Regions from separate parts of the Homo sapiens genome. Here region 2 is linked to region 1. Evidence: read pairs that join two places in POLR2A ChIA-PET (ENCODE). Cell type or tissue: GM12878. All regions are shown on one strand. Each heading gives the region's core, and the rest is flanking DNA. Links, peaks and the distances in the headings are about the cores only. Region 1 overlaps LINC01269 (long intergenic non-protein coding RNA 1269). Region 2 overlaps TTC9 (tetratricopeptide repeat domain 9).

Evidence for each region. Peaks named below come from ENCODE experiments on the same cell type or tissue, not always from the same donor. Only the 100,000 strongest peaks of a DNase experiment are listed, where the experiment ranks them.
Region 2: POLR2A ChIA-PET joins it to region 1 with 6 read pairs; 12 of 35 experiments call an interaction of 5 or more read pairs at or near these places.

Annotation. Positions count from the first base shown.
Region 1 is chr14:70,704,315-70,709,693 of GRCh38, forward strand. The region is part of intron 3 of LINC01269 (long intergenic non-protein coding RNA 1269); the gene reads left to right. Among named protein-coding and RNA genes, the nearest start is that of LINC01269, 8.3 kb to the left of the region's middle. RefSeq lists an enhancer at 2,844-3,043. In GM12878, for the core only: no CTCF peak of the experiment used is centred there; a DNase peak (open chromatin) is centred at 3,037; H3K27ac peaks cover 1,736 bases.
Region 2 is chr14:70,644,391-70,649,769 of GRCh38, forward strand. The region is part of intron 1 of TTC9 (tetratricopeptide repeat domain 9); the gene reads left to right. Among named protein-coding and RNA genes, the nearest start is that of TTC9, 5.2 kb to the left of the region's middle. In GM12878, for the core only: no CTCF peak of the experiment used is centred there; no DNase peak of the experiment used is centred there; H3K4me3 peaks cover 3,024 bases; H3K27ac peaks cover 893 bases.

The DNA of each region.
Region 1 (5,379 bases), core at 250-5,249:
TGTCTTAAAAAATAAAAATAAAGAAAGAAGACACATCACTCACTCTCCATCCACTATGTGAGGACGCAGAGAGAAGGCAGTCATCTACAAGCCAAGAAGAGAGCCTTCATCAGAAACGGACCCTGCTACTCCTTGATCTGGGACTTCCAGTCTCCAGAACTGAGAAAAACATACACTTCTGGTGTTTAAGCCACCCAGTTTGTGGTATTGTGTTATGGCAGCCCAAGCAGATAGATAAAGATTCTACCTCCAAACAGTCACATTCTGCGGAACAGGAGGTTCTGACTTCAACCTATAAATTTGTAGGGGGGACACAATTTAGCCATAATAAGCATACTATAGATGCCCAGGAAATACTTCTTATCTATCTGATTAAAAGACTCAGAAAGAGAAAGGCTAATCATACCGTTAACTAACTCCTGTGCACAGGGCCACTCAGCAATGTTTTGACATGTTACTCCTCCTCTTGCTTCCCCTTAGAACTCAATATTCTCTTTGGCTGTTAAGACCACTCTCTCTAAGTTCTTTTCCTTCTTCTCAGGCCACTCCTTCATCTCCTGAGTTCCTCTACCTCCGGCCATCCTTTAAAAGTCAGCATTCTATAGTCTTATTCTCCTCACTCTAAGCTCTTTCCACGGTGATCTCATGGACTCCACTGCTGCAATCATCGTTTGCATCTGATGGTTCTCAAATCCATAGCTTCCACTCACACCTCTTCTAAACAGCTTGTCCAAAGCACTAACAGAGCCAGCCATGGTGGTGTGCACCTATAATCCTAGCTTCTCAGGAGGCTGAGCAGGGAGGATTGTTTGAGGTTAGGAGGTCAAGGTTGCAGTGCACTATGATCATGCCTGTCAATAGTCACTGGTCTCCAGACTGGGCAACATAGTGAGACCCCACCTCAAAAAAAAAAGCACTAACAGGTCTATTTGGTTATCCTCCTAGTATCATCACTTCAATATGCTCTAAACTGGATAATTTGTCAATCCCCTACATCTTCTCCACCATGATTCACTCTCCTCCTCAATACACACACACATACACACACACACACACACATTGTTCCTTCTCTTAAGCTCATCTCAGTGAACCATATCACCATCTCCCCAGAACTAAAGTCTTCCTAAATTCCTATATTCAGTCCCCAAATCCCATCCAGTTTGACTTCTTAATACCTTTTTCCATCCCCTCTTCTACCAGTTTATTTTGGGCTGCTGTCATCTCTCATTTAGATTACAAAAACAATATTCTTTCTAATCCACCTGCCTTTAACCCACTCTTTTCCCCTCAATCAAAGTGATTTTCTAAAACATAAACACAATGCTACCACTCCTCTGATGAAAACCTTTTAAAAACTTGCCATTGGCCTTAGACACATTTTCGAAGTCCTTAGTCGGGCAAAATAATTCTTCACCCCTGGGTCCTTCTTCTCTACTCCACTTCATCTCCTGCCCACCCCCTACACACCTTACACTCTTTATTCTTCATTTACAGTTTCCCAAAGAGCTCTATACTCTATACCTCCAGCTTTTACACGTTTTTCACCATGTTTGGACGCCTCCTGGCTAATTTCTGTTGATATTGCAAATCTCAGTTTAGACATTACCTCCTTGAAGAAGCCTAATCAGCCCTTGAGAACCAATTCCTCTGGATCTTCTTCCCTGGAACCAACTGTCTCCCTCACCTTCAGGCACATTAACCCCTTCCTGACAGCTCATTTCCTAACACCTGTGCTCCTCTTATACTTTGTTCATATATTTATTAAAGCATTCATTCAGCTTTGCACTGCTGCTCCCCCACTGTATGCAGGCTCCTTGGGGACAGAAACTGTCTGGTTTCTGTGCTACAAGTCATCTGTTTTTTCTTCCATATCCCCTCCCTGCCCTTCTCTGCCCTCCTGTGAGCCCCAGGAGGCTGACCTGCAGTAAATACATAAATGGAATTCAGCCACTGCAGAGAAGAGGGTGAAGTCAAGGTCAAGGTCATCATTTCACCAGCTAGATGAGCCCTTCAACCAAAGCACAGCTTCTGCCCAGTGGCCCTCTCCATCTGACTCATTACTTCTGGATTCTGGGAATTGTCTCTCCCTTTATCCCTTCAGCCTAGGCTTGATAATATCTTCCTGATGTTACTGGCTCCAAGAGACAGCACTACCCCTTGTTTTCCTGCACTCTGCCCTCCCCTTTGAAAATAGTCTCTTTATTAAATTCTCCTCAAATTACCAATTACCCAATTTAAGTTTGCCAGGACCCAATTAATTTCCTCTTTTAGTTTCTGGCAAAGATTCTAGCACATAAATGTTGAATGAATGGATGAATGAATAAATGAATTGAGGAAAACAACTCAAGCCATTGCCTAGCTTGGCTTATTCATCCTCCATTTCACAAGGAGAAAAAAATGATTTCTCAGTTTAGAACCTGAAACTCGGTCTGGCATGGTGGCTCATACCTGTAGTCCCACCACTTTGGGAGGCCGAGGTGTGCACCTTATTTGAGCCCAGAAGTTTGAGACCAGCCTGGGCAACATGTCGAAACCCCTTCTCTACAAAAAAATACCAAAATTAGCCGGGGGTGGTGGCGTGTACCTGTAGTCCCAACTACTCAGGAGGCTGAAGTGGGGAGATCAATTGAGCCTGGGAGGTCGAGGCTTCAGTGAGCTGTGATTATGCCACTCCAGCCCGGGTGACAGAGTGAGACCCTGTCTCAAACAAACAACAACAACAAAAGAACTTGAAATTCAAATGAGACAGTTTTAGGGTCAGTGAAGAAGGGGATCCTTGGGACGCTTTTGGCAGAAGGCAGGTCTGGGGAATGGGAAAGAGGCTGTTGGGCAGATGTCCTTTGCTATAGCAGTCCCTGAGGTTTGCAGGGTGCTGGGCTCCCCAGAGAGAACTGTATTTCCTGCAATGACTCTGTGCCATGTTGGGTGGGAATGATTCTCATGCCTTCCTTTTCTTTCTCTTGGGCTTTCCCCTAGAGAAGGGATTAGAAAATCACTAGATGGTTACTTCCTCCAACCTCCCACTCAAATCCAGCAACCTGAAATTCAAGCTCAAGAGGTGTGGGAGGGAAAGCCCAGCAATCATCAAAGCAGGAGACTCTACATTCATGAGCAGATCTGGGCCAAGGCCACAGCTGGGGGGGCAGGATCCTCTGAGATGAGTCACAAACCACACACCCCTGTGGAGTCCTCCAATAGTCCCAGCACTGTTCAAGCTGGGAGGGACCTCAGTGCTCATTATACCATCAGAACCCGGCCCACGGAGGGGAAGCAATTGCCCAAGATCACACAGTAATCTGGGGGCAAAGGAGGTGTTAGAACCTAGGTCACCCAGTTAATAAACTTGCCATCTCATTGCCACACCACACTGCCTCCTGAGACCAGCGGATGCTTCCAAGATGTCAGGTATCAGCAGAAGGAACAGGCTCCCAAAAGAAGAGGCCAGACAGACAGTGCAGGTCTGCTGCGCTATGTGCTTTGGAGAAGAGAATTAGCACTAGTCAAGCTATGGTTACACACAAGGCCATGGCCATACATTGTTGGGGTCAATAGTACTGGTTCTGCAACACACACTGGGGCCTGTTGGGGGCAGTGGGGGAAGGAGACCATCAGGATGAATAGCTAATGCATGCGGGGCTTAGTACCTAGGTGATGGGTTGATAGATGCAGCAAACCACCATGGCACACGTTTACCTATGTAACAAACCTGCACATCTTGCACATGTACCCCAAAACTTAAAATAATAAAGAAAAAAAAATAGTACTGGTTCTGAGCTCATACAAATATGGGTCTGAATTTTGCGTGACCTTGAATAGGTGACCCAACTTTTCTAAGCCTCAGTTTCCTCACCTGTAAAATGAAGGTTAAAAGAATACTCGCCTCATAGGATTTTTGTGGGGACTAAATAAGGTGATTTATGTAAAGCACTTAGCACATTTAAAAGCTGGCACTGAATAAGCACTCAATATATGTTGGCCATTATTTTTCCCTATAGCAATGATATTGTATTTAATTCTCATGCCATCCTTTTAAGAGAGACAGGACATGAGCTTGGTAAGTTACTTGCTCAAATTTATGTATTCATTTATATTTGTTAAGCTCCTACCAAGGGGCTGGATTCCATTCTGGACTCTGGGGATATGGCAATGAATAAAGGCAACAAAAATCCCTGCCCTCATGGAGCTTTCATTGTAGTTGGGGCAGACAGACAATCAACAAAAAGTACAAGTGAATTATATGAAATGCCAGAGGGAGATAAGTGTCATTGAGAGACATAAAACAAGGGAGATGATGGAGAGAGGGAGGGGAGGGTTGCAGTTTTAGAGAGAGTGGTCATGGAAAGCCTCCACATGATGGTGATAAAGAAGCTAAAAAGAAATTATTTAGGCAGTTGATGAGGGTAAGAGAGTCCTCAGTCAGGCTTCCCTTTTAACAAAAAGCAGGCCCCAAATCATTTCTTTTCTAACAAAGAGCCACCTGTAAAATCAATCTGCAGACATAAATAAGCAAGCTGGAAGCTTGCATAGGTAAATGCCGGCAGCTGTGCCTATAGGAAAAGGCTACCTGGGGGCCAGGTGTGTTCAACATGGGAGGTTCCCTCTTCCCTTTTCTTTGTAACCACATGTGAAGTAGAAAGGCAGGCAACCCATGCCAGCCAGGTAGAGACTCCATCTGTATAATAAAAGATTAGGGTGGGATGGCCAGCTTCTTTGTGCGCTATGCGAATAGTGCACCTGGTCCTACCAATCTCGCAGGCCCTATGTAAATCAGACACCACCTCCTCAAGCTCGCCTATAAAACTCCATGCATTTCACCACAGAACCAGAAAACCCACTCAGGAGTCCTTCTTTCTCTCTCTGTAGGAGAGAGAACTATTCTCTTTTCTTTCTTCGCCTATTAAATGTCTGCTCTTAAACTCACTTCTTGTGCATCTGCGTCCTTGATTTCCCTGGTGTGAGACAACAAAGCTCGCATATTACCCCAGACAAATGACGCCGCTACAATGGCATTGAGCAAGGGTCTGAAGAAGGGAAGGGGGTAGGCTTGTGGCTCTCACAGGGAAGAGCATTCCAGAGAAAAGTAAGCGTGCGTGGAAAGGCCCCGAGGCAAGCAAAGGAGAGCCTGGAGGCGAGTGCTCTGAAACAGGAGTGCAGGGAGGAGCCATGGGCGCTGAAATTAGAAAACACCCTTAATTATGGTGCTGGGAGCTGAGATTCAAACTCAGAACTAGTTCCCAAGTCCTTGCTCAGCCCCATTGCAGGCACCCTAGATGACAGGCTGGTGTGATTGAGTTGATTCTGTTCTTTCTAAAGAGGGTTTTGTGTGGTCCAACACTGGATATCAGGTAGTGGGGGTGAAGAATTCCATTTCAAAGTAAG
Region 2 (5,379 bases), core at 74-5,073, 60 kb before region 1:
ACCACTTATATTAATAATTAATTGTGTGTGCTGTTAGGCATCCTCCATACATTGTCTCTTTAAATCTTTATAATCTATGTAAAAGAAATATGATCATCAGTTTTGCAGAGAAAAAGCTCAAGGCTCCGGAGCCATTCTTCTCCAAAGGCAATGTTCTTGTCATCATACTTTGATGCACAAAGTCAGCATCCTCTGGGCCTCTGTCTCACTTGAGCCCAATTTCAGGTGGGCTCCAAAGCCTTGCACTTTGGAAATTCCTTTGGGAGATCTCAGGCCTGGTAACCAGGAGAAAGAAATAGAATACTTTGATTCAAGGCTCTAACGGGCTATTTCCAAATGTCAAGTCTCACAAAAGAACGAAAAGAGTGATTATAAGCAAAGCAATTTTGTCAAAGCCAAAATTCAGCTAGGAGGATGGTTCAACTTAAAAGTCACTCTGGGGCTGGGTGCGGTGGCTCACTTCTGTAATCCCAGCACTTTGGGAGGCCGAGGCGGGCGGATCACGAGGTCAGGAGATCGAGACCATCCTGGCTAACACGGTGAAACCCCGTCTCTACTAAAAATACAAAAAATTAGCCGGGTGTGGTGGCGGGCACCTGTAGTCCCAGTTACTGGGGAGGCTGAGGCAGGAGAATGGCATAAACCCGGGAGGCGGAGCTTGCAGTGAGCCGAGATCGTGCCACTGTACTCCAGCCTGGGCGACAGAACGAGACTCTGTCTCAAAAAATAAAAAATAAAAAATAAAAAAGTCACTCTGGGGAGAAGTGGAAGCCTTATGTTTGTTTCCTTCAGGGCTATGTATAAAATCAGTGATGACTATTTCAGAAGTCCCAGCTAATAGGAAAGTATCCTTTCTTGTCAGATTACAAAATAATCAATGCCTCTAATATGTATTTTCTTTTGTAAAACACTAAAACGTTTAAAGAAGAAAATACACAATTACCTCTAATCCAGTTAGAAACCCACTGTGGTGTATTTCCTTCCTGTATTTTTTTCTGTGAATAAATGTAAACAGTTTACAAAGCTGAGGTCCTCCTGTGTATACAATCAGGTATCCTGCTTTTAATCCCAGTTATTTATGTCAGAAGCATTTTCACATTTCATGAAAATATTTTCATGAAGATTATTTTAAATAGCAACAGAAAAGTTTTACATGTGTATTTATACTTCTCATTGGCTAGAAAGGAAGGAAAGATGATCACTGGTATTGCTGTTAGAGCCAGAACAGTGCAGCATGGCCCATGAGATATCTTTTCCCCTGTGTGCCTGCTAAAAGGAAGGAGACCAGCAACTGGAGGTTTATTCTGGAAGAAAGGCCACTGACCCTTCGACCAGGTCTGCAGCACCAGCTGAGTAGCCCAACAAGCTCCAGGTTCTGGGGGAGTCTGAATATATTTAATCAAGGATCCATCCTCCTTCTACACAAAGCTGTGCATAGAGAGACAGGACTGGGTTTTAGGAGGAAGTTGGACTACTAGCCCAGAAGTACCTGGAAAATTAAGCTGTGTTGCTAAGGGCATCGCTGCTCCAAACAAGAGGTGGTTATGAGGCTTCTGGAATACATCTAGGCTCAGTGAACCCTTGTACTCCACATGGAAGCCTCCAAAAGAATAGCAAGAGGACAGCTAGAATGTGCTAAGAGATGTCGGTCTAAAAACCTATTTGGATGACTTGAGGGGACGCATGAAGGGTGTGCAGGCAATTTGCAAAGGGCACCAGGTTGTGGTCTCTTCTGGCTGGGATTTCCTTTTGGTTGGAAGAGATCTGGCCAGTTGTGCTGGGCCCCTGGGTGTAATTTTTGCGTATCTTGTTTTCCAGGAAATTCAAAGAAATAGGTAGGGATCGTTCTGTTTCTACGGAATTTTGAATGATCCTGATACAATGATTAGAAAAGATATCCTGACCTTCCTGGGGAGACATAGGAATCTGATCTTTACAGAGGCTACAAAGGAAGCATGTATTGGCCTGTTGATGGACTCTTCTTGACATTGAACAAGACACAGGACTCCCCTGGGGCCTTGGAATGTTCAGTGTAGAACCCTTTGAAGGGCAGAGTCTTTTGCCCTACATCTGTTCCTGTGGGGCTGTGGTGGCCCTAGCAGAAGTGTGATCAAAGGGATACAACACACAATAACTTTGTTGGTATTTTCAAATGATGTTCAAGGCTCGAATGCCAGCAGTAGAGATGGAAATCAACAAACCATGGCATTGGACCTGAAGGCTAGGAGCTTGTGCCTCTGTCCCTGGGATACCTTGTGACCTTGGATAAGCCCCTGCCATTTTACTTTACCTCCATTTTCCCATCTACTCAGAGCTATGTTTAGGAGATTTTTGTTGATCTTACCAAAGGGGCAGCTAATATCCATTGATCCCAATTGAAGCCTTGGGATAGGGATGTGGCAAGGCCTAGAAGGAAGTCACACTGGGAAATGCCTGGGATGGTGCTGGTTTGAAACAAGCTTTGCTTTTCAGTGCTTGTGGACACGTCTTAAAGCCATGGGATCAGAGCCAGCCACATAATTTGCAGGGCCCAGCATGAAATGAAATGTAGGACTCTTTGTTGAAAAGGCAGGGAGGAAGTGTCGCTAAAGATCCTGAAAGATAAAGCTTTTCTCTTTCTTTTGTTCTCTCTTTCTCTTGACTTGACATGGTGTTTTGCATTTGCTATTTGATGTCATTGCAAATAAAAAATTTTAAAATTTAATTATTAGCATAGATTTTACTATTCTTTATGATGTGTGGTGCCAGTTTTAAATGAACTTATAGGAACACTTTACTTATATGAGGAATTATAAAAATTATACAATTTATACTTCTGTAGCTCATACATGCATATGTATTTATTCTTACTAGAACAGTGGAAATGCTGCACCAAATAAACTAAACTATTTTTATTTCACTTTTTTATATGTGTACTTTATATGCATACTTCATATGTGCACTTTCCACCAGGCTTTCAGATGAGCCAGGAAAGGAAAAGGGAATACACGTGACCCTACCCTTTCCTTCTGTGTCATCATTTTCAGCATGAGTGGTTGGCTAATATGGGAAAGCAACATAGGTAGGAAAGGATATGATAGGGTTCCTAGATTATTTGTGTTTCTGAGAACATTTTTTTTTGTCCATGTTTGAAGCCATTTCTAGTTTGAATGGAAAGAATGGCCCTTTGGGACTGGCAGCATATTCATTTAGTTATGGGCATAATTAAGTCTTGATGAACTCTCACGCATCATGGGGCTCCTAGAATTCTTTGCTCCTGGGGCATTGTGAATGCTATATGCAAATGGGGCAGCAGAGAGTGGTATTGTGCCCATCTCCTCTGTCCCTGCTCATGCTGTGTTGTCCCATCAGACTTCACTTAAACAAAACACAAGTTTAAAGATAAAGTGACTAAGAATTTCAAGAAGGCAATAGCAGAGTATTAAATGAAGTACAGGTTCCTTCTGAGTGTGGGGCTCTATGCAACAGCACAAGTTGCCCACCCTTGAAGCCAGCCCTCAATGGGACACCAGAAGATGGCTGGATGGATACATCTGAGGTGGACAAAATTGGATACAGACTCTAAGGCAGAGTCTAAGAACAAAGGGTATTCAACAGATGTTGGTGTAAAGATGGATGAGTTACAAATTTAAAAACTCAGTGGTGAAAAGGAGGTCAGGGGCTAGAGACAAGCAGTAACCTTGCAATCAGAGGATGAATTCCTAGGGTAAGGATTGGTCAAAAGAAGGGAAAAGAATATAGGCCTCATGTCAAGATGCTCAGCCAAGATCTTGCCATCCCGATGGGAGAGCTTGACTGGCTAAGCTGTTGTTGACCTGGGGCTGTTCCTTAGGTAGCACCTTGACCAATAAATCTTAAGGGTCAAGTAAATGGGGCTTGTAATACCTTCTTCCAAGGAAGAAAGTGAGAATTGAAACTTGCAGAATGCTTTCAAGGAAGGTACTGGGAAGAACATTACAAATTTAGACACTGGGCTGAGTTCCTAAAGTGGATTTGGAAGCTCCTTAGTCCACCTCCAAGGGAAATAAGTCAGGTGGCTTTTAGCCAGGAACTCTTTAGGACATCTTGAAATCAGAGTCCCTACAGCCAAAATACATGGGAGTGCCCCCTCCAAGGCAAGGAAATTCATCTGCAAAGCAGACAGGAAGGCCAAGATGTGGAGCAGCCAAAAGCAGCTCCCAGAGCTTTCACTGGTTGTGGGTGACCTCCAGATTCACTATAAGGAAATCCTCTCCTCACAGCTGTTCTCTTTCACCACCAGACTGTGCCTACTCCAAACAGCTAGGATGAAAACTGAATGTTTCAATCAACCAACTAGAGATTTCCTAAGCCCCTTTGGGAAGGCAGATGTCCATATTTGGAACAAAATTTTCCGTTTCACCCAGATGATTAGTGTGGCCCAGACACGGAGCAGCAACTCTAAGGTCTAGCTCGGACAATGGTACCAGACTTAAAAAAAACAAAGATAATGCTGCAGGGATTAAAGGAGTTTAGCCTAACTGTGGTATTTATATGGCCTTGGAATTATTTATTACCACTGTAAAGCTCACTATCTTATACAGACGTACAATGTCATATCCCCAGCAAAAGTGTGAAGTGGTACTAACAAGCTCAAGATTTCTGTAAAATCAGAATTTTGATTTTGGATTTGGATATGACCCCAAACCCTATATAGGTACATGGATTCACCTGTCAATACTACCAGCTTGTCATCCCACATGAGCTAGGCATTTCCAATCATAGGGATATTCACCACCATCTGAAGCAAACTTTTTGACAACCACCACCACCAAAACAACTATAATAATAATGGTATCAGTAATGACAGAAAGGATTACCATGATGAGGCCAGCACATAGTAGATGTTCCACAAATGTGTTTGAAATGAATGAAAATGCTTTTCCCAGCATCTGTCTCTTGTTAGGGATCCAATAAATTCAATCATTCCATTAACGTTTATTGAGCACTTATTATACACCAGACTCCAGGCTTGGGGGCTGGGTATATAGCAGTTAATATGAAGGACAAGATCCCCGCCTTACATGAACTTATGTATATATAATTTCATTTGATCTGTACAACTCTGTGAGACAGAAAAGTCAACCTTGGAACAGTTAACATCACTTGCCCATGGTCACATAGTGGTATATGGCAAACTGGGATCTCTCAACCACTGGGTCTGTAATTCCAAAGCCTGCAGTTTTAGCCATTCACCCTACCACCTCCATCTTTAGGGGTTTCTTCCTTAGATAATAAAACTTGTCTCACTGAAATTTCTTTTAATCCATCAATATTCTACTCTTTGAAGCAACACAGAGTATATATCATCTCTGTAGCAAAGACAAGCTTTGACATTTTTAGGGTAACTCTCTTGCCCAT